Regions from separate parts of the Mus musculus genome. Here all the other regions are linked to region 1. A link is a loop called in an ENCODE intact Hi-C map of the cell type or tissue named here. Cell type or tissue: heart. All regions are shown on one strand.

The links. Peaks named below come from ENCODE experiments on the same cell type or tissue, not always from the same donor. Only the 100,000 strongest peaks of a DNase experiment are listed, where the experiment ranks them.
Region 2: a loop joins it to region 1, with 8 times the contacts of the local background. A loop is called at or near these places in 28 of 42 quality-filtered maps.
Region 3: a loop joins it to region 1, with 1.9 times the contacts of the local background. A loop is called at or near these places in 2 of 42 quality-filtered maps.

The regions. Positions count from the first base shown.
Region 1 is chr14:64,198,201-64,206,200 of GRCm38, forward strand. All of the region lies in intron 5 of Msra (methionine sulfoxide reductase A), which reads right to left. It overlaps Gm52129 (a long non-coding RNA gene), which reads left to right and starts at 1,153. Exons shown (of 3, transcript XR_003951176.1): 1 at 1,153-2,195; 2 at 2,818-2,954; 3 at 4,956-8,000. In heart, no CTCF peak of the experiment used is centred here; DNase peaks (open chromatin) are centred at 1,751, 3,811 and 5,051; H3K4me3 peaks cover 693 bases; H3K27ac peaks cover 2,743 bases.
Region 2 is chr14:64,450,011-64,458,010 of GRCm38, forward strand. It overlaps a transcript of Msra not described here. Among named protein-coding and RNA genes, the nearest start is that of Msra, 13 kb to the left of the region's middle. In heart, a CTCF peak has its summit at 3,987 (motif pointing left); no DNase peak of the experiment used is centred here.
Region 3 is chr14:64,333,833-64,341,832 of GRCm38, forward strand. All of the region lies in intron 1 of Msra (methionine sulfoxide reductase A), which reads right to left. Among named protein-coding and RNA genes, the nearest start is that of Gm52131, 24 kb to the left of the region's middle. In heart, no CTCF peak of the experiment used is centred here; no DNase peak of the experiment used is centred here.

The DNA.
Region 1 (8,000 bases):
GCTGGGTCACCTAATTTCCCTTCTACCTCAAGGTCTTATTAGTCTTGCTCCAGAAACCCACAGCCCTGCCATCATAACAAAGGATGTGTGCATTTGTGAGGACCACTTTGCAAACTGATGTAGCCGGAGAAGGGCACCTTGCTGCATACTAATAATGCTTTAATCACATGGTCCTGACGTGGCTCCGCGGGGAGAGATGAGCAGAGATGAGCAGTTTTTGCTGCATCCCAGTGTGACTGAAGAAGCCTCGGTTTAAGGAAGCAAAGGCCATGAAGCATATGATATCACCAAGAAAATCATAATGCTATATGATATTATGCCAGAAAAATTAACCACTTTCAAGAAGCCAAAGGAACCTGCTTGAATGTAGATCAACACATAGTGAACTGGATGCTCTTCTTTGTTGTCTGATAATAGTCTTACTGGGAAGGTCTTGCTTGAACATGACCTGGGCTGCTGGAGAATTGGCTCACCCTCTGATGGCATGTGGATGTCACAAAGGATGTGTGAGCATTTTTTACAAACATAGGTGATTGATCTCAACAGTGGAATCTGTACCCACAGCACAGCATGTTCAGTCTAGCTTTGTTTGGGGTGCTCTGCACCCTATTTTCTTGGCTCTACCTGTGAACAGTGTCCAGGACCTGCCTCAGGCCTTCTACCAGAAGAAGGACACAACAGGCCAGGATGGACGTTTTTTGTCTGTCTGGAGAAGATGTTATTTCCCATTTTGCTCAGGGAATACCTTGAGCCTAAAACAATAAACATAGAAATACCTTTAAGTTTCTGGGCTCTGTCTAGAAATTCATCAGTTTTTAAGAAAACATGGGGAGAGAGAGAGAGAGAAAGAGAGAGAGAGAGAGAGAGAGAGAGAGAGAGAGAGAGAGAGAGAGAGAGAGAGAGAAACAACTTACATATTTAATGAAAGACTAAACATAGCCTTGTAATTTATCACATGAGGGACAATTTTGGGAATCAGAGCAAAAAGCTACACAAGGCAGTAAGTGGCTGAACCCCATTGAGGGCCCCCCTCTTAGAGTGGAGCTTATCTAACTTGTCTGTGTGGCTCAGCCCAACACTGTCTTCTTTCTCAGTCACTGGCTCATTTACAATAGGTATTGAGTTAGGAATGGCAAGTATAAGACACCCAGGTGGTGGTTTTCATTAGTGATATCATAAGGAAGACCAGAGAGGAACTGTGTGGCCAAATTCCAGATCAGGTTTTGGGGTCACAGGGTCAGGACAGGATAATCACAGCTCTGAAGCCAGCAGTGGTTCCAACTGCCTGGGTACATTTGGAGATGGCTCCAGTGTGTGAGTGTGGGGGATGACTTTGCAAACCATCCCTTTGCCAGGAGCTTACTGCAGTAAAACTCAGCCCTCTTCTAACCTGGCACTGCACCACCAATAGGATCTGGGAGCTGAATTCAGGCCCCTGAATTCACAGCCATGGTGCTGAGAGCAATAGGGGCCATCTCTGATTTTGAATCCCAGTTTTACAAAGTACTACAGCCCAGAGCAGACATCAGCCCACTCTGCAGAGCACAACCACCTTTGTCCTTCACTGGCCTGCCTCCCACTTGAGGCAGAAATGAATGACCTTGACCTCAGCTCCAACCCGCCAGTGCAGTGCACACAGCTCAAGTGGGGTCCTCGTGGCCACCATGGGTGACTGTGCTCACGGCCCAGCTGCTCACTGGCAGGGCTGCAGGGCGCAGGACCTGACACTGCGGGCCTTTTCTCCCTCCTCCACTAGCAGCCAGTGGGCGGGCTTGCTCCGCCAGCTGCCATGGCAACGGGAAGATGGCTCTGTGGTGCCCAGAACAGATGTCACATGGGCCGCTGTGCTTGTGTTGGGGGTGGGGAGCTTGGGGGGGGGGGGGCACCAGGGGAGGGGCTGCGCCTTTGGAGTTAAATGGCCCCACCAGAGGGAGTAAGTCACATTTGGAAGGGAGTGCAGAGCAGTAGAATCTATTTTCTTTCTTGTCCCCGTCCTTTAAGTGCACTAAACGTACATGCACAAACACAAATGGCCTTTCATCTCCGCTCCTGAGGTGCTGGAGGCTCGCAGCTTTCTGGGCGGACATGAAAGCTGTTATCTCTCCAAGCCTCAAATGAACAGTGCCTCGGTGGCCCAACCTTGAGCAGGCAGCCCTCTGTTGTCTTTAAGGGACTGGCCGGGAGGCTCCATTCGGGTGAGTCCAAGGAACCTAGAATCATGCAGAGCAGAGACCAATCAAGGGGAAATTGAAAGGCAAACACACTGGGTTCTGTGGGCAACGACAAACCCAGCTCCAGGCTCCATACGCTTGCCGCTGAAATGAAAGAGTCCCTATGTCCCCTTCCTCCTCCCCATGGGGTCTCTGATCATATCACGCCAAAGGCCATTTTATACAGACTAAACTGGGGCAAGGCTTATAAATCTACCTGTCTGAACGCAAAGGCTCTTTGTCCCTGGAATAGATCTATCCTGGTCCGACTGCTGTATTAAAAAATTTCCACTGCTTTCCATTTCTCCTATACAGAACTGATATATATATATATATATATATATATATATATATATATATATATATACATTAATATGACAAATCCATATTCATTGGTAAGATAAGATATTATGTGAATACTAGGAAAATGCCAGGCATCAGTGGCCTATTTTCCTCTCTGAGACTCCAACCTCAGACCATGGGAACTTGGAGACAAGGGGGTGAAGGTATAGGTGCTATCTTAATCAGATGCATGACAGTCATTGCATGTGTGGGAGGATGGGGAAATGCTACATATAGTTATGTTGCACTGGGGTTTAATTCACAGGACCGGCGTGCTCAGAGCGGCTGCTTTGTGCCAAGGAATGCCACAGGGAAGAGGGGGAGGTGAGCAAAGCCAAGAAGATCTCATTCATCACCAAGAGGCAGAAACAGCACAGAAACTCTTATAATGGGTCTGATGAAGTGAGTGTTGCAAGCAAAGCATTATGGGAATGTGGAGAGGCAGGCTCTGAGAGAGGTGTCCTGGGGTGTGAAGAGACAAGTAGGAAGAATCTGGAATTGACAGAGCACCTGTGCTGTGACAGACATGTTATATACACAGCACACCGGATGGATCACAGAACTCCCTAAGAGGCAGTCACTGTTTTTATGTCTTTTTTTTTTTTTTTTTTAAATCAGGAAACCCATGCTTAGAGTGGTTTACAGTCCAAGGTCATTCACCAAGGACACAGCCATGCTGCCCTGTGTTTCTGCCTACAGACCGACAGAAGACGCAGCCCAGCACAGAACGCAGCTGCAAGCGTATCTGTCATTTTCTGATCTTCACTTAAACGGCAAGGTTCAGAGATCATGGGTTTCAAACAGTCCCTGCAGCTTACCTAACACACGTAAACACATAGCAATTAAAAGAAAAAGAATCGTTCATCTGGATGTAGCCAAAAATCTTCTCATGGATTACAATGGGTGCTACTGGGACTTTTCCATGTTCTTGAAAGATGAGTGGGGGTGGCCCCACAAACTGTATTCATTCATTTAAGCATCACCCTATGTTACTAGGGGGGTTTTTGTGTCTATACACAAAATGACCCATCTCCCAGCCCAGAAAGATTGCTGTATTTTAACAACAATCTGGCCTGCACCTGAGATCCTCAGGCATTTGTGGTTCACCTGAATGAAAAGCAATGATCAAGTGTGAATGATTGCCTGACAGTGCCCAGTTCTGTGCAGCTCTGGGAAGCTGCCCCTGCAAGCCAAAGTCCCCCACAGAAGACTAGCTTCCTTGACACTGCAGTGAAAGTCAACAACCACCAGGGGGCAGTAACACAAACCAGATATTTTTCCTCCGGGCCTGAATGTGGATGTGCCCGGTTTAATGCGTAAAGCCCATTATTACAAGCCTTTCCTCTCCCCACCCCCTATTAATGAACAAATGCCCAGGGGTAATGCAGAGATTTCTAAATACAGTGCAAGAAAGGGCAATCTGTACTCATACACAGGGAGTCTAACATGCAGTAATAAGTGGAAATGAAAATAATCAAGATGCAAGTGAGCCATTAGGCTAAAGAGCTAGCCCTCTGTCTGGCTGCAAACACAGAAATGCAGATGCCTGGCTCGCAGAAACGGGCATTTTAAAAATATTTATTTCACAAGTTCCTATTTAGAGTTCATAATACTATCCATAATTACAACCTCCGAGCTCCAAGAGGGGGTCTAACAAGAATTCCATATCTAGTATAGAGCACAGAGAGGGATGGTTCTCTCAGCCTAAGGTAAATGCATGAATTATTCAGGAACTTCCATGGGCATTTTAAATCATAACTTTGTGCTGTAAACAATAGCACACGTTAAAAAAAAAAAAGGTAAAAAGATGAAGAGCTGTCTAATCTCCAAGCCATAAAACAGCTACTGACACCCACAGTCTCCTAATGGTTGCTGTAGCGTTCCATAGGAATCCGTTGGCGTACTTACAGGTTTTAAACATAGCAGCAGAGAGAATATAATAACACGGAACCTACTTCTTCCCTGGGAACAAAGAATCCGGGATGATTCTGCCATTTTCGTGACAAAGGGAAGATTACGCAGTCCTTTCTTTTAAGTTGTTTGGAATTTGGGGCCTGTGGAAAAGGTGACAAGGCCACTGCTAGCAGCCTAGTCTCCGGAGTCACCCCATCACATCCCAATATTCATAACCTGATAGATTACACAGCTATTATCCACGCAACATGGCTGAAACACACGTGGAATTCTGAGTCAACTGACCATAACCCTCTACATTTTCTATTGAGGTTGTTCTGGGAATGAAAATGTACCCCTCTGGGCTTCAGTTTCCTAGCAACAGAGGTAGGAGAACAGATCTTGCCCTATGCCCTTGTGTGGTGTGAAGGTCATTCGGCATAATGGGAGGGAAAAATGTTAAGAACCCTTGAGATTTATGAAGACTCTCAGTGTGTGTCTTCTCTCCAGTTCACAGGAGGAACTGGAGCTGCAGAGACGAATCCAAGGTCACGTAGGTGAAGCCAGAGCCAGGGCCCCAGCTGGCTCTTCTCATCCAAGGCTATGATTCTTCCCTTCCCTCCTCGGAGCTGAGCACACACAACACAGCTGTCTCAGTCTGCTCTGGAAAAATACCTCAGACTGGAGGCACACAGCAGGACTGTGGACTTTGGTAAAGGGCAAAGTATAGCAAGGCAGGTTGTATTGCAAGGCCCCTTCTCCTGCCTCGTAGATGTTTAGGTTGTGTTTACACATCTTCCCTGAACACAGGAGTAAAAACAGAAAGTAGCCCCCTGGTGCCTACTGCCTTTTCTTCTAAGGACGAAAATCCCTCCGTGGGAGCTCTATCAGTATGACCTCATCTAACCCAAATTACCCAGATCAAAAACCATCACACTAGGGGAGGAGAAGGCTTTAGCAGAGGAGGTTCAATGGAGAAATCCCAGAAATATTCAGCCCATAATAAAAGACAATATGACGGACTTGTTCATCTCCCCATCTCTTTAATTTAGGTCAACAAATATTCGCAGGGCATGTGCTAGGAGCCAAGCACAGTTGCAGGCACTGTGGACACAAAGATGAATAGGAGACCCTGAAAGGATGGCTTAGGACAGAAAATGTCAGTATAGGTCCTAGGAAATTCCCTTCAGGGTAGGGTTTGTGTGACTGGTGAGCACTAGGGACTGTACAGGGACTGGTCGGTTACAACCTTCCCAAGAACTTCTTTCAGACAGCTCTGCTCAAAACAACTACAGTATGAGTCTGGATGCTAATCAGTACATAATTAATATTTGATAAGGTAATTAATTTATTAATTTGCTGGGGAAGAGAAAGAGATAAGTCATTTTCAGCCTACAGATGCCTGGAAGGAGCCACATAGGATCTGCATGTGCCTCATGGGATGGGGGTGTCACCAGTCCGGCTGTACTCTGGTAGTACTGGCATTGTGGAATAATTATTGCATATAATGGATTTCTGAGTTGAGGTGGCATAATTTAAGCTATTTTGGGGGTTCAGAAACTAAAAGGACTCAGCTTCAACTTATGTATATTGGATCACTACATGTGTGATATAAATGCACATGCATTAGATAAAAGAAAGGAAAATAGAAATATATGAAATGTCATTTAATTCTAATAGCAAATCTGTAGAGAAATTTGTTACCCAGAGAAATTAACTCAAGCTCAAACATACTAACTAAGGCAGTACTAGAACATTCTTGCAAACCATCCAAATGTTAATTTGAAAAGAGAGAGGAAGGAGAGAGGAGGGGAGGAGAAGAGGAAAGGAAGGAGGGGAGAAAGGAAAGAAGGAAGGAAGAAGAAAGAAGAAGAAGAAGAAGAAGGAGAAGGAGGAGGAGGAGGAGGAGGAGGAGGAGGAGGAGGAGAAGGAGAAGGAGGAAGAGGAGGAGGAGGAGGAGAAGGAGAAGAAAGACAGAAAGAAAAGAGAGAGAGAGAGAGAGAGAGAGAGAGAGAGAGAGAGAGAAAGAAAGAAAGAAAGAAAGAAAGAAAGAAAGAAAGAAAGAAAGAAAGGAAGGAAGGAAGGAAGGAAGGAAGGAAGGAAGGAAGGAAGAAAGAAAAAAGAGAGATTTCTTTTACAAATATTCTTCCAGCTGTAAGGATTACTTTTGCACTCTGTTTTCTGGTGTGCAACCACATTTTAGGAGTGAAGGTCTTCTTTGAAGGTAGAGGGAATAAACATGAAAATTCCAATCTCCTTGCAAAAGCAGATAAAGGCCACAGACAGTCATCCCTGCAAGGACACCCCTGTCCAAATCTGCACTTCTTGGGTATCCAGAAATCCTACAGCTTCACTCAAAGGCCCCAGGCCTTGGTAGGGAATTGCACGGTACACTGTAGACATGATGAGAGGGACTGTTACTGGATGATAGCGTGATGGTTGCATGGAGTCTGGGAGACCAAGCTAATGGCTGGGTCTCAGACATACACTAGATAGGTCATGGCAGAGTCAGACACTAGAGAGGGAAATGGTCCGGATGATATTTATGATGGCCACTCTGGCTGCCCTGTGTAGGCAGCTCTAGTAACAGAGAAATAAAAAGTTCATTGGCCCAGGAGCAGATGGTGGTACATGAGTGATGGTGGTGACTGTGGCTATGACAGAGAAGCAGGTACATGGGAGCTATACTCAAGGGCAAAATTCAGACATTGTGGCTTCAGTGTAAAATGCTTCTCAGAGGCTCCTGTATTTAAATGCTTGGTCCTTGTGCTCTGAGGTAAAGCACGGCTTTAAGAAGTGAGCTCATAGCCGGGCGTGGTGCTGCACGCCTTTAATCCCAGCACTCAGGAGGTAGAGGCAGGCGGATTTCTGAGTTCGAGGCCAGCCTGGTCTACAAAGTGAGTTCCAGGACAGCCAGGGCTATACAAAGAAACCCTGTCTCGAACACCCCCCCCAAATAAAAGAAGTGTGCTCGTGGGGGTAGGTCTTGAGGTCCCTCAGCCCCACTCTACTTCCTGTCTTTTCTCTGTTTCTTGACTGTGAAGGCAGTGTGATTGGCCACCTCATGGTCCTGCCACCATGCCCTCCTCACTAGGATGGGCTGTGTCCATCTTCAACTTCAAGTCAAAATAAATCCTCCCCAACCCTGACACTGCTTCTGCTCAAGTCTTTTGCCACAGTGAGGAGGACAGAGACTAATGCACCTGGGCAGCCTGGTAATGTGGTGACAAGGGGCAAGTGAGCACAGGGATAGATCCACAGTGGCTCCCAGGGTGCCATCAGTGGTGGGCACAAGAAGCCAGGCACTTGCATATTAAAGAGTCTTCAGTCTATGGCTTGTTGTGTGGACAAGGATATGGAAATAAACAAGTGGGTACACTTCTATGCAGGGATCTGGAAGCCATGGGGATTTTTAGGTCCATGAACCTGTGTATCATTGTATAGAGTTAGCATTTATACTACACAAAGAGCAAGGTGGCAGAAGCTTCATTGGTAGCACAGGTGGGGAGGTTATTTGAGAATACAATCTTTCCATCCCTCCATCTCTGTCTCTTT
Region 2 (8,000 bases), 250 kb after region 1:
GAGCATGCAGAAACCTTTATCATTGCGTTTTGTTCTTGCTGTTCTTGCTGTTGTTATTGTTGTTTTGTTTTGCAACCCCCATATGATGGGGTTGTGACCCACAGTTTAAGAAGTTGGGCTCACCACCTCCAGCAGGAAGACAGGGCATCAAATGAGGGAGGGGGGCATCCCACAGTCACAACTCTGACTCATAATTGTTCCTGTCTGAAAGAATTACAGGGATGGAAATGGAGAGGATCCAGAGGAAAAGAGGGTCCAGCGACAGGTCCAAAGTGGGATCCAGCTCAAGGCCTGACACTATTACTGAGGCTATGGAGCGCTCACAAAAAGGGATCTAGCATGAACGCACTCTGGGAAGACCCAACAAGCAGCTGAAAGAATCAGAGGTAGATAGTTGTACCCAACCAATGGACAGAAGCAGCTGACCCCTGTTGTTGAATTAGGGAAAGACTGAAAGAAACTGAGGAGAAGGGCAATCCTGTAGGAGGACCAGAAGTCTCAATTAACCTGGACCCTCGAGATCTCTCAAACACTGGACCACCAAACAGGCAGCATACACCAGCTGATATGAGGCCCCCAACACACATACAGCAGAGGACAACCGGGTCTGTGTCCATTCAGAGATGATGCACCTAACCCTCAAGAAACTGGAGGCCCCAGGGAGTTTAGAGGTCAGGAAGGGTGGGGGTTAGGGATACCCACATGGAGGCAGGGGCGTGGGGAGGAGGTATGGGATGTGGAGCAGTAGGAGGGTGGATGGAGGGGTTTGGGAGTTGGATAAAATATGGAGTGTAAAATAAACAAATAAATTAATTAATTTAAAAAAGAAGAAAAAAGAAAAAAGAAAGATGTTGGGCTCAAAATGGATTTATCTCATTTCCTTCCATGGTTTCCCTAAGTCCAGAAGAAGCACATGCATGCTCACCTTACTATGGGTCTCCTCTGCAACCTACCTTCTTACTCCACAGATAGGAAGATCTCGAAGCTGAGCTCCAGGCATGCGCATGCGCTGTCAGCAGACACTTCCCCTGGGAAAATGCGCTTCTCTATTACAGCAGCCGAGGGCAAGTCTGGTTCCATCAGCTTTGAAGGAAAAGTCCTAGAGACCTCTTCCTAAGGCAGGCCATCTATTCCTGTACTCTGTGGACACGACAACTTCTGGATAAACTGGCAGAACAGTTGGGTCCTCCCCCAATTGTATAAAACTCTCTTTTGGGAGACGGAAGATTCTGGAAATTAGAAATTGGACCTAGGGCCTCACACATGCTTGGCAACTGCTCTACCACTGCCCCCACCCCCTAAATGTCTTTCATGTGGGGAGTCCTTGATTGCTCTCAGCTCCAAGTTTTGAGTTATCTTGGCAACCTGCAGGGATACATTCTGTTACAGAGCTGTCATATAGAGTCACAAGGAAATAGGACTGAAAATAAAAAAAAAATTTTTAAATCTGCACCCCACCCCCACCGTGTGTGTGTGTGTGTGTGTGTGTGTGTGTGTGTGTTTGAACTGTGTCTAATTTGCTTCTTTTTAATTTTGAAACAGGGTACACTGGATAGTTTTATGTCAAGTTGGTATAAGCTAGAGTCATCAGAGAGGAAGGAGCCTCAACTGAGAAAACTCTCCAGAAGATCAGGATATAGGCAAGCCTGTAGGACATTTGGGAGTGGTGGTGGTGGTGGTGGGGTGCTGTTCATGACAGGGTTTCTCCCTATAGCTATGGCTGTTCTAGAACTCACTCTGTACACCAGGCTGGCCTCAATCTCAGACTTTCCTGTCTCTGCTATCTGAGTACTGGGATTAAAGGCCTATGCCACAACCGCTTGCTAGAACATTTTCTTAATTAGTAAGTGACCCAGGTGGGGAGGCCCAACTCATTATGGGTGATAATAATCCGGGGCTAAGAGTGGTCCTGGGTTCTTTAAGAAAGCAGGCTGAGCAAGCCATGAGGAGCAAGCCAGTAAGCAGTACCCCATGGCCTCTGCATCAGCTCCTGCCTCCAGGTTCCTGCCCTGTTTGAGTTCCTGTCCCGACTTCCTTTAATGCAGAAGTATAAGTCAAACAAACCGTTTCCTCGCCAGCTTGCTTTGGTCATGGTGTTTCATCCACTAGTAATCCTGACTAAAACACAGTCTCGCACTGTAACCCTGGCTGGCCTGGAACGCACTCTCTAGACCAGGCTGCCCTCATACTTAAGCTACCTGCCTCTCACTCTTGAACACTGGAAGGAAAGACGCGAACTACCATGACTGGCTGCTTTGCATTTTCCCATCACGTTTTTCAATTTTAAAATCTCCCAGAGTAAATACATAAATGCTTATTTAACAAAATAAGTCAGTGCAAAGATGAGCCGCGGCATCTTAGTAAAAAGGACAAGTGAGCAACCTACTTCAAGCAGCGTCTGGTTTTCTTGCAGCCCCACAGGCCATCCGACCTTGCTAATCTTCATCGTGTTAGTTTCCTCGAAGCTGGAAGGGAAAGATCAAATTTCCACTTCAGGTTTATCAAAAATTCTTATCACTTCAGATGAAATCAATGCTTTAAGTAGTTAATTGTCCAATTTTAGTTTACGTTTCAAAGGGGATCCGGTGCTCTGTTTCAGGGAGTTTGTTATGCTCAGTTCTCATTAGCAAACACATATTTCTAAGCTGATATAGCAATAATTACAGGACATGTTATGCTCTCAGCTTTATGAAAGACCCTTTTCTGATTTTCCTTCTACCTGATTCAACTTGTTTTTCTTTGCTTCCCTCAGTTAGGATCTTTGCAGGTAGCCCAGGCTGGCCTGGAACTCTTGACCCTCTGACCTTCGCCTCTTGAGTGCTAAGATTGTTGGAGTATGCTATCCCGCCAGGCTTGCTTCAAGTTTTTAAAAGATCTGATATTGAAGAGTTGTAAAGGACTACCTTAATATGCATAATTCCACTTAAACAGTGTTTGTTATGCAAACATGACAACCTGAGTTCAAATCCTCAGCTTCTACCTAAGGAGATGGGCATGGCCTTCACATACAGCTATAGCCCCAGCACTGTAGTGGGTGGAGACAGGGGAGCAATTCGGCTTGTGCCTACTGGCTCGGTGAGAAATCTTCTCTCAAAGGAATATGGCAGACAGTGATAAAACAGATATCCAGCATCCGCTCCCGGCCTCTCAGCGTGCCCACAGGGACGGAATTACTGTTAACCAGGCTTATGTGTAAGTCCTTACATAGCCAAATAAGTTTTCCTTAAATGGGCATATCTCAAACACTTTACATGACACCAAATATTCAAGGTAAAGAAGAAAACAACCATTTGAACGCCATCTACCAATGGTTTGTCTCTTTCCAGATGACAGTGCATTTAGGCTTATTTTCAAATGACCACAGTGACTTCTTAACCAAATAACTTCAACTCTGGTTTTGGTATATGCAAGATAAAGCACAGCTTAGTTGATAAATATTGTGGTTACTTACAGTGTTCAGTTTAATCTTACTTATGTCACCTATAAATTATCTGCAGGAATTTTCTAGACCACAATTGTCTTTCCACCAGCACTTCTTCAAACGGTGATCTTCCTTCAGGAGCACAAAGAGAGAAAAATCCATCTCTGCCTTGCGTCTTCCATACATTTCTCCATGTCTAGCAAGCTGAGTTTCGGGTAGCATTATGTTTCCACAAGCCGCTCAGAAAGCTTAATTGAGACTTAAGCGCTCAACAAATATTTGTGGAATTAAATTGAGTTTCAGTGATTATTCTGTAATTCTTAAAGCATGGAGACGTTAGAAGGTTAACCAAAAAAAAAAAAAAAGTGTTTTCAGTAAAAAAAAAAAAAAAAATCTGTCTAAACCCATCGCCGACGTCAGGTGATAATGAGGAGTTGCTGTTGGTTATTAGAGGTTCGTTAAAGAGAACCTTTCGATTGTTCTCCAGTCGCTGCTTTTTAAAGTCCCAGATTTCTAAGCTGTCTCGGTTGGAGATAAATTCACTTCCTTAAGCCATCTGGTGGCTCCCACCTGTAACTACATCATCTATTCAGCAGACATGCCCAATGCGGGTTCTGCCTTTACAGGGCCATCTCTTACAGGGTTTGTTTTGATGAACTGGTACCCAAGGAATGCATAGGTATTAAAATTCCAAGAGAAATCTTAGTGGTTCTAATCTCAGGGACACTTTAAATAAGAACAACATAGCAAAGACCATTGGTAATGGGATGAGTGAAAGCCTGTGAGTGTATTCTATTCATGAACTGAGGCAAACCGTACCGAGTGTTCCAGGAGTGTGCCTCCGTGTCGGGGTTATAAAACACTAGCATGAGGAGACCTGTGTACTCAGGAAGCACAGTCCAAATGACGACAAAAGCAGCTATGCTCGGTGATGGTGAGACTGTATGTATGTGCCTTGGTCGAGATGGGAAATCTGCCAGCTGCATCTCTTTCACCCCACACTCGACACCTATGGCTGTCTCCTCCGAGGAACATGCAGCATACACCAGAATAGACTTTCTCTTTTAGAATCAGCTCGTAAGACAACCGAACTGCAAGTGTGTTGTACACACTGACATCCCACCTTCCTGACCTTCCACAAAGCCAAAAATATTTACATCTCTGTGTAACGCTTAACCCTCAAGGTCACGATGATGCCCCTGAACTGAGTCATGTCTGGGAGACCAAGGACTCTTGTGTCAATAAACAAGCTCGCAGGGGCAGATCTAACTTAGCCAAATGTTCAGAGGCCAGAGGACAAGACAGGGGACACAGAATGGAGTCTTACCTACAGACGTCACCCCTACAGAATGGAGTGTTGTCTCCCAGAGAGAGAAGTCATTCCAGCCTTGGGAAGGCCAAGGAGGCTCTGAAAGGCTTGAAGCCTGAGGCCATTTCAGAACAGCAGATAGACTTCCACAGCCTAGAACAGGAGAGACTTAGTTAATATCACACAGGCAAACATAAGGATAAAGTATAACAAAGCAAAATCCACTTAGTAGCTTCAGGAACCACATCAGGCAGGAAGAATGCAATAAAGCCATGGCTGGCTGCAAAGTTAGACAGGAGCCAGAGGGGTGGCACATGCCTGTAATCCCAGCACCTGGGAAGCAGAGGCAGGAGGATCAGCAGTTTGAGGCCAGCCTGGGCCCTGTAGTGAGGTTACAAACAACAACAACAACAAATAGTCAAGGGCTTTGTGACTCCAGGGACTGTGGGTGGCTGACATGCTCAAGGATGTCCCACTAGAAATGGAGCCACTAAGCAACTTTAAATTAGGACCATAGTATAATGTCATAATTGTTAGAAGCAGATACTGCATTGAAAGGATGCAGAAAAAGACGTAGAAAGCCTGCTAGGGTACCATGCTCCAGACCAGACTTTATGAGGGATTCCAAGTGAAGAAGCAGCGACAGAGCTGCAGACATCATTGAGCAGAAGAGCAGGTCTTTGTAACTAGGACATAAAGGATTTGGCATAACCCTAGGGTTGTAGCTTAGTGGAAGTGCTCTTGCCTATATGCTGAGTCCTGTTCCAGAAAGAGAATATAGAAAAATTTAAGATAATTCCCAGATATATGGTCTATAGACCAAGGGTGGGGATGCTTCTGGCTCCTCCGGGCATTTTGCTCTGAGAGACAACAGACTGGGGTAGACAAGCATGAAGAGCCACAGAATTAATGAGCATAGTGCTGGGAGCGGTCACATCAGTGCCCCATGGGGCAGCACTAGTGCACCACAGGGGGTAGGCTGTGCAGGTCTCAGACACTGCAGGAGGTCAAGGCAGAAGATCTCGACTTGGAATGGATCAAAATCAAAGTTATGGGAGAGGGGAGAGCTCATCGGTAACCCAGCCCCTGCAATGTTCACGCTGAGATGTGTGCAGCACAAGTCAGAGGAAGAGACCCACACCCTCCTGTATGACCAGGGCGTTCAGATAACCCAGTGGACAAGTGAAAAGCTGAGCATCTTTTACGGCGCCTAGAAATGACTGTGGATCAGGGCGCGTGGGAGGCTCAGGGAGGGTGCAGATCCCGAGTCACAAGGATGCTATGGAGAGTTCTAAAAATAAGAATTTGCACTGTGTATGTCTGACTGCATGAGCATCCCGTGGCCAATCAGAGCGATTGTCATCCTCACCCTGAGCCGGCTGCCACTTCTCATCTTCACCCTTGACTAGAGCACTGAGCCCTGGACCCAGCCAGTTAGGGATGCAGATGAGAAGGGACTAGGAGCCTGCAGATGTGGAGGTGAGAAAAATATGCCTCTGTCTTTTTCTGGCTCTCTCACACCACAAGGAAATCCTATTCAAAGTCTCCCTGGGGAAATAACAGCATGATCCTTCAGCTGGACCTTTAAATTAAAAGGCTACCTGATTCTTTATGGGGCGAGAGGATTGTTTCTCTTTCATCAATAAGTCAATTTGTCCCCTCTTGTCTCCCATGCTATTGCATTTTAGAAGAAATTCATTCCAGTTAATATGAAAATGAGAGACCAGAAATTACGAAGGACGCTTATGGATGGCATTGTAATGATTCACCCACCGACTCTGTGTGTTACTTGAGGTTTTGATGATACACTTATTTTTCTGTCATTTAAATGCTCTCCACATCCATCTGCTCATGGAACCAAGCTCAAAATCTTAGCATTATACAGAATGTACTAATGGCAGCAGCCTGAGCCCTCTATTAATATTAAAAGCTTCATGTCACTTTCAGAGAATCAGTAGGGACTGTCTTAAAGGGTGGAGTGATGTCCATACAAGAATAATGTCATCATGAATGTGATCCCTTTAAGGAAATAAAAATCTCAGCCCATTGGGTCAGCTGTGGTTCACTTTTACACACTACACACGCATGCACACACACACACACACACACACACACACACACACACACACATTCTGAACTAACCCTAGATAGATGGATAAACAAAAACTAGAAACTTTCCAAATAAGATCAGATTCTCTTTTGTTTTATGAAACACCATCTCACATAGCCCAGGCTGCCCACCAACTTGCTGCATAGTCTAGGCTGGCCTTGAACTCTGGTTCTCCTGCATCAGCCATCTAAGTGCTGTTGTGAGCCATCATGCCCACCTCCAGATTAGACCAATCTCTTTCAGTAACTTGTGATTAGGGCCAGAGAGGTGGCCCCACGGGTGAGTGTTTATCCTCCCTCCGCCTGATGGCCTGAGCTTGATTTCTGAAACCCAATTGGCAGGAGAAGAGAAATTACTTCCTTCAAATTGTCCTCTGGCCTCTACATGTATGCTGTGGCATGAATACACACACAACATGTGAGTAAATTAGATGCAAATTTTTAAAGTTCGACAACTAATAAATCTTTTTTTTTTCAGCATTATTTTGGTTGTTCTTTCCTGTTCTTGATAGATTTCAAATGAATTTTCACTTTTTTTGAGACCAAGTCTCATTATGCATTCCTAGATGGCTTGGAACTCATCAAGTAGCCCCAGGTGGCCTCAAATTCACAGAGACCCAACCTGCCTCTCTACCTCTCCTGCGTGCTGGAATTAAAGGTGTGCGCCACCACACCCAGCCTGGGTTTATCAGTGTTCCTAAAAGTTCTCTGATGTTTTGGATTTCCTACCTATAGGGGTAGGGGATTGGCATCTGTGGCTTCCCTATCTATTAGCAACCCCACTCCCCTACCCCTCACCCCACCCCCACCTAGGTGAATTTTAGCATTTCTTTATGGAGCTCTACATTTGAATGCTATCCATTCATTGTTATTTTACATCAGCTTACCACACTTAAAATATGTCCAAAAGAATAAGTCAGGGCGCTGTTTTTATTGGGACACTTAAGAAATAGGAACATTTCTATTATGGCATTTTTAAAATCACAGGCTACAGTAGTCGTCTTTTGTTATGAGGAGATGGCTCCTTCTGCAAACTGTATTTTAGTTGCTTTATGGAAGTACTCACAAAAATCTTAATGCAGCCACAGCAAAGGTAGCTTTTTTGAAGAGCACAGCCTTTCAGATCAATCTAATTTCCTACTTGAACAAGGTAACTGACTG
Region 3 (8,000 bases), 140 kb after region 1:
ACCATCTGGACCTTTATAGGAATTGTTTGCCAGCCTTGTCCTAGAGCAGCTTGTGAGGAACGTGAGGATGTGATGTTGGGATGGGAGTGGGTCAAGACTCCACAAGAAGGACAAGTCCTCATGGACAGGGCTATGTGAGAAAGGACTGAAGCACAGAAGTCAAATTCGGCTCACCATGCTCATAGCCAGTGCAGTACTGGTCCATCACAAAGGGAGCATCAGCTGGACCCACAGCGGGGAAGGGTAGAGTGCTCTGTAGCTTTGAGTATGCAGCGCTGGTGAGCTCTGGTCCCACAGAATGTTGCCTTTGTTCATGTGACATCTCTGAGCTTCACTGCGCTCATTGTGAGGAATAACTGGGAATAAATATCCTTCTCTCCGAGTCAATGTGAAAAGGTGAGAGGATGGCCCATGTGAAAGAACTCAGTGCTAGCAGCAGGGTTCAGCTTTGAAAGATGAGGGAGGGGTTTCCATAGGAACATGGGTCACCAAGTTAAGGAAAGAACTGAATGTCAATTCAACCTGTAGTCAAGGGTGAAGACATCCTTGGTTGCTGAGGCAGAAAAGGCTGTTAAAGGACTAGGTCCTGGCATACAACCCTTTCCCTTCACAATCCTCCCAGCTCTCTGCACCCCTTCCTAATGACTTCCCAAGATACCCATGAATATTCCTTGGCCCATCATAGTTACTAAGGATTAAACTTTGCTCACAGCTCTTACAAATCCTCCCATGGCATCTTCAGAACATCCATTCTGAGTCATAAACAGGATTTCTATCTCACTTCCATCTACCTGTCATCAGAGCACCTGACCTACTAGGTTGCCCTATCCCTCAACATGCTCAGGTAACATCCTAGATCATCCAGCTGCTGCTGAAGACTGGAATGAAACTCCTGGGACTTTGGAGAATTTACAGTGAATCCCTGGTCTGGCATGCTGATAAACCACCCTGCAGCCAACTGTCTACCCCAAGAGGACTGGCATTCACTGAGGGTAGCGCCATCTCTGGAGATGTAACTGGCAGGGGCTGTTCAGAAGGCAATTGGCAGCCCTTTAATCTTGAGATAGAAGGTGGCATGGCAAATGTTGGGAATGTTTATCAAAAGCTGGAGGAACATGAGGAAAGAGCAGTTGAGAGGCAGGTCTCAGGCAACAAAGATAGGAAGAGCACACTTAGCCACTGCTTGTCCTCGTGTCTTATTCAACAGCATTCACTTCTCTGCCTCTGTTAACCTTCCTTTCTCTTCCTCCACCAAGTAGCTGATGGTGTCAGGTGACACTCTCTTCAATCTGACCTTCAGATTTACAAAGAGAAAACCCAGCTGTGGGTCCTAGTGGCAGGTGTCCCTGCTTACATGACAGAAAGCTTGTGAGTGCTCTGACCTATCACTGTATAATTCTGATGCTAGATCTCTCCATCTATCAGACACCATCCTGTTTAATATACCAGGGTTGCTATGTGGGCTGGGTAAAAAAAATCAGACCTAATACTCTCAGATAATCAGGCAAACCTGTTACCCATAGCTGTTTAAAAGGGGTCTTAAAAAAAAAAAAAGACAGGTTATAAAGGAGAAGAACAGGGAAGCATTTAAAAATGCTAAAACCTTTCAAATCCTATGTAAGCTACACCCTTTATCTTCAACTTGAAAAGAGGAGGGAAAGAAGAAAGGGTAAGACACCCAGCCTAGCCCCAGCTTGGCCACCTCTGGCTCTCTGCCCATCACTGTGACTTTTGATTTCTAAATCATAAACTACTTTTTATTTTTGCTCTGACCATGACTGTTTTAAGCCTTCATGTGTTTGGCCTGCCCTTGATTGCAGCCATACTGACCAACCCAACATTTCCATGACTTCTTTGTTGTAGTATCCATCTAAGCCATTTGTTGTAGTATCCATCCATCCATTAACAGTTGACTTTAGGCACTATGCAGACCTTGTGTCCTGACCCATTGTTCTTATTTAAGTTCCTGGGGATGAGGGCACAAAGTAGCACATGATATGATGATCTGTGCTGAGGCCTTCCTTTGTTAGTTCCCATCCCTGTCTCTAATGTTTCCAGCATCTGTTGTGATAATGGCCTAAAAGTAACATACTCATGGCTACAACACAGAAAGTATAAGATTTTAGATAAACTAAATTGTTTGATGATGGTTTGTAACATAGTGACCTCTGGTCTTAGAGGACACTATAAAGGAAAATATTAGATAGGCAAGGCTGCCAATCAGCTACTGAAGTGTAGTTAAAGACCTCAAGTCTATGCTTATGCTTCAAAGGTGTGCTGATGAAAAGAAGCAAAAAGAGAAAAATATCAGACCTCAGCTGGAGAAGCTTCAGCATACACTCAGTACCTGGGGTCTGAAACAAAGTCCAAGACAGGCCATTAATACAATCCATTTGGATGCAGGCCTGGGTTCAGAGTATAACAATGGTATATTTAAAGTATACAAATAAGGGGCTAAGAAGATGGTTCATTGGGTAAAGTACTTATCTTGCAAGCTTAAGAGTCTGAATTTCATCCCCAGAATTCTTGTCAAACAAGAAGCTGGGAGTGGTAGTGTTATGTATTTGTAATGCCAGCACTGGGGAGGCAGAGACAAATGGAACTCTGGGGTTCACTGTCCAACTAGCCTAGCCTACTTGTTGAGTTCCATGCCACTGAAGAGACTGTGTCTCAGGAAAAAAAAAATAGATAGTGCCTGAGAAAGAATAATAAAGGCATCTCTGGCCTCCACATGCAAGTGCATATATACATTTACTCCAAAAAAAAAAAGTGTACAAATGAATGGAAACCCTTGAGACAGAAATTGTGAACTCAAGACTGACCAACTTGAGGCTAGATAATATAACCCCTTCTGCCTATTGTCTGAAGGTCAAGAGGTCCAGCTCTACCTCAAAGCTGCTCTACCTCAAAGATGTCATGGCACTCCTTTAAATTACTTAGGTTTTGCCCCTAAGCCCTGAGGATGATCTAGTGTGCTCACAAAGGTCTTTTCTAACCTAATATTACCTAGAAGAACATTTACAATACACAGTCTCATCATATACAAGTCACTGTAGCAGACAGCCAGCAGGCTCAGATCCTGGTGGGACTCATGGATTTGCATAATCCTTTCTCCCTGAGTAACTGGCCTCTAAGTGATAGAATATGGCATTAAGGCAACCCCATTCCTGGAACTAAACAACAGAAGGCTGGAATTCCATCTCAATAGCTGACACTCTCTCTTGCATGCTTTGATGAAGCAAGGTAACACATTGGGAAAACCTGTGTGACAAAGAATTGAGGACAGCCAGCAGGAGTGAGACACTCAATCCAAAGCTCTTAAGAAATCGGTTCTGTCCCACAACCATACCAGTGAGCCTGAAGGATGACTTCCTGGGTGGAGCCTTCATGTTAAGACCTCTACCTTCCCTAACACATTAACAAAACCATGAAGGAGAAGGCCAGCTGAGTGTATCTAGGACCCTGAACCCCAGAAATTGATCATTTATGTGTTTTGTTTTAGGGTGCCAAGTTAGAATATAATTTATAAAACAATAGATAACTAATGCACAATGTTGTTTATATCCCTGAACTCAAAATCTACATCTTTGCTATTTATTTTAGATATTCTTGGATGTTCTATAAATAAAATGAGCAGTTATCTGGAGCTTGGCTTAGGAACCAGAAAGCTTGACTCCACTGCATAGCATCAAGGATAAAACAGGCTAGCCACTGAAACCTCTTGTCCATTCCTGCCCACACTCAAGCCTCAAAATGTTGGGGCTCCAGATGGAAGCTGTAGACAGGTCCATGTGCCAAGAAAAATAGCACTGCTCTCTCCATACAACTCTGATACTTCACTCACATTTCTGCATTTTGAGGAGTAAATATATTTTCCCACTTATCCCCCTCAAACAAAATGCACAGTAGTCCCACCCAGTCAGGTCAAGGTACCAGTCCTGTGGAGGAGGGTTGCTCACCTCATAAGCATAGTCGGTGGGTGAGAGGGCCCTGGTGAGCTTCTGAGACTCTTCCACTTGATACTAAAATGCTGCACTGGCTCTACCTGTGGGGCTCTGGATTGTGGCCACCTGTCACCACCTCCAGCAATCCAACTAGTTCTTTCCATTTCCTCTACCAATAACCAATGCCCTGACTCTACCCTCACCTTCTCTCTGGGCTTCCCTGAACCCCATCTTCATTGAGCAACATGAGCAATGGTTTTCTACAGCTCTACATCATCATTAAGATGAATTCTATGGCCTGTACCTTGGCCTGAAGTCCTTTCCAAAGGTCGGTCCCTGGCTGTTTTCTATCCATGTCTCCTTTCCCTGTTGCTCTCTTCTCCCTACCACACTTATTGTTACCATGTGAACAAACCAACATGTTACCCATGAGGCCTTTGCACTGTTGTTCCAGCTACCTGAGCATTCTTGCTGCAGATGATTGCTTCTCTCACTTCTCATTTCAAGTTTCTACCCAGGGATTAGCTCCACAAAGAAGTCTTCTCTGCCATGTCTGTTCCACAGCATCTTCTGCCTCCCTTCTCATACCTACTTTGGTTTAGTTTCCTTCATAACACTTGGTAATATTTGAAGCTACAGTATACAGTATACAGTACAGAAGGGAAGTTTCTGGCTCTGTTCGATCTCCTCCCATGTCCCACTGTGGGTGTAGGCTTACCTATTCCCGATACCTAGGATATTGTCTCGTTTTAGTGTTTGCTGCATTGACTGTGTATTTCATAAACAAATCCAGGAAAGAAGGCTGGAATTGAAAGTTATCAAGGTAGACCAAAAACAGGTCTGAGGTCAAGTTCAGAAGTCAGCTAAAGACAAGTGTATTTTTCAACCACTTGGGAATATTTGGAGGTAGTGAATAGCCAGGGAGAGTATTTAGAGCATATCTCAATCTTCCAGCTTCTTAAAACACTTATTTTCCCATTGTTTTCTTTAATGCAATCAACAGAAAAAACTAAAACATAATCTCCAACAGTGTCCAGTGCTAAACAAATATGTTCCATATTTGTGACATAAGGCAGATGTCTCTATAGACAAGGTGCTTGCAGTGAAAGCAGAAGAAGCTGAATTTGTCATCCTTGCACCCAGGTAAATGCTAGTCACAATGGTATATATCTGTAATTCCAGTGCTGGAGGGGTAGAGGCAGCGACAGATGGATCCAATGTACCTGCTGGTCAACCAGCCTAATCAAAACAGTGAGCTCAGGAAACTGAGATGAACAACAACAGAGGAAGACTCCCAGCATTAGCTCTGGCACACACACACACACACACACACACACACACACACACACCTGAGCATACAGGTAAGCACATTCTCATACACATGTACATATACACAAACATACTATACAAAGATAAAAAAGAAAGGGAGGGATGTAAGAAGGGAGGAATGTAAGAAGGGAAGGAGGGAGGGAGATTGGTTAATAGATCTAGTCTATGGCCCTGGTTCCTGGTACATAGCTCCTCAATTTCTGGATGAGAAGGGTAAGAGGTATATCTTATGTGGGGCAAAGCAAGTCTCCCCATCCTTGAGTTTATGCTAATGAAGTAAATCCTAGAAGACAGGGGCAATTGGGGGAGGATGCTGACAAGGAACCAACCATATAATTTAGAAGGCTAGAACTTCCTGTAGTCCTATCCCCAGACCTCTAGGAAAGACTGAGGCCAATGACTCGTGGTTGGCATCCACAATGGGATTGGGTAGTCTTTTGGAACTAAGACCTGATGTGTAAAGTCCGGCAGGAGCTCTGGGAACTTAGGGCAGGTCCAAGAAGAGCTCCTGGACACCCAGCCACTGTATACAGAGAATAGGGAGAATGCTTTGGTGTAGGAAATCCATACATTTGCTGTCAGAAAGGTTTCATGAATGTAGAATAAACAGGTCCCCCCACCTTAGAACGACTCGATAGTCATATTTCTGCATACTAAAAACTTCCTTGGGGAGAGGCACTAGTGCAGAGAGACCAGCAGGCACCAAGAGGCAGATGAAGCATCAATATCTCACTAAATCTCATGCCAACCCACAAAGTAGCAGGGCTCCCACCTTACATGTGAGAAATCTGCTCCTGAGAAATTTGGAATTATTTGAACCTAGAGCCAAACATTCCTAACTCATATTGCCCATGGTGGTGTATTCAGGTCTTGACCACAAACCATAAACGTCACCATAGGAAACAACAAGATAAGGCCAAGATGGACAGCAGACAGAGCATCCACTCAAAAAACACACTACTGCATCAAAACCAAACCTTTCTTCTCAGAAAGCCTGGAATGCACTGATAGGACACACATGCTTACCACTGATGGACTGTGACAGCCAAACAGAACAGTGGAGCTCATTCTACCCCACCTCCTTTCTAGAAAGAGGAATAGAACAATTCTCAGGGCCCCCAGGGAGCCTGGACCTCTTATCCATTATCTGCAGTTATTCTAAGAGACTCAAGAGTTGTGTTAGATTTTTAAAAAATGGATGATGATCCTATTTTATGACCATATTACTTTAAACACAAAAATAAGTCAATTTTCAAAAGATGAAACTGACCCAGTGGGGCAGCATGACACAGGATGGGTGATGACTAGACACAGTAAGTATCACAGTGAAATGGCCACTGCTAAGCAAAATTTTGGATAAAGAAGTTTCAACTGTCTCATGCCTCGGCATCCACAAAATGTCTAGAAACATGCAATCGGGCATTAACTCCTAAGAGCCATGTTCTACCAGGGAGAAAAACACACCTGTAGAAATTCAATAAACCCACAAAGAAGCAAGCCAATGAAAGCCTTCATGAGGACTGAGATGGTTTAGTTCTCAGCCACTCAGGTGAGGACCTGAGTTTGGATGCCAGAGGCTGTGTAAAGCTTGTTACTAGATATACTAGGCAGAAGGACCCCTGGACGCTCACAGGTCAGCTAGCCTGGTACGGGCAGTGCCAAATAACTGACAAGCCCAACAGCTGAGCTCATTCTCTGACTCCCAAACACGTCGTGACCTGTGTGTACTTACACTAATACGCACATGTGCATAGAAAAAAGCTTTTGTGCTTGGCATAGCAGTGGGTTTGGATTCTGTGTTACCATGTTCCCCTCAACCACCGAGCTCTTAAGCATCCCAACTTCATCCCAACCTTGAGAATCCAAGAGTTTTTAATTCACCATGACTCGCTAGTCAACTTACAGTGCTCTGTATTTCAACAACAACAACAACAACAACAACAACAACAACAACAACAAATAGCACATGAGCTCCTCAAGTGACTGTGGGCTCTGCCATTCCTTCTATACTGTGGTAGATTAAAGTGACTGTTGCCATCATTGGCCCAGCCACTCAGGTGAGTGTTAATCTATCAGCAAAGCACATAAGTTATGTCTTCATTGCTACTCAAGTGACCGTCTTCATATTCAGTGATATTTTCTGTGATAGAAAATTAGCAGCCTTGTAGTTAACAGGTTCTTCACACTGCTTTCATGCTTGGAATGTTATGATTGTTCAATGGCTGAGACTCGTTTGGTTTTTACTGTCTGGGTATGGGAAATCGAGCAAATCTACAGGGAGTGTATACCCCTGAGTCTTTGGATTTTCACACTCTCAGCTCAAGGACAATTCAGACATTTAAAATGTCATGGATAATTAGCCAGCCTCTTTATAAATAAGATTTCTTGCTCTGATAGAATCACGAAGTTTGCCAGCCTCGGGTATAAATGTACTCATTAGGGAGTGATCAGATGTTCTCTAAAAAGTTGTTTGTGTTTCTGCAAAATGGAGCTAGGCAAAATGGTGGACAGGACACAAGCCAAGAGGTGGGAGGCCAGGGGCCAGACGAGGGAGAAGTTGGGATCTAGACCTAGAGGCTACCAGGATCTAGGTCTAAAGTTGCCCAGAATCTAGAACTAGAGATACCAAAGTTCTAGATATAGACATGCTTAGGATCTAGACTAAAACTATACAGAGACTGGGTCTAAAAGTATCTAAGGTCTATACCTAAAGGCATCTGGAGTATC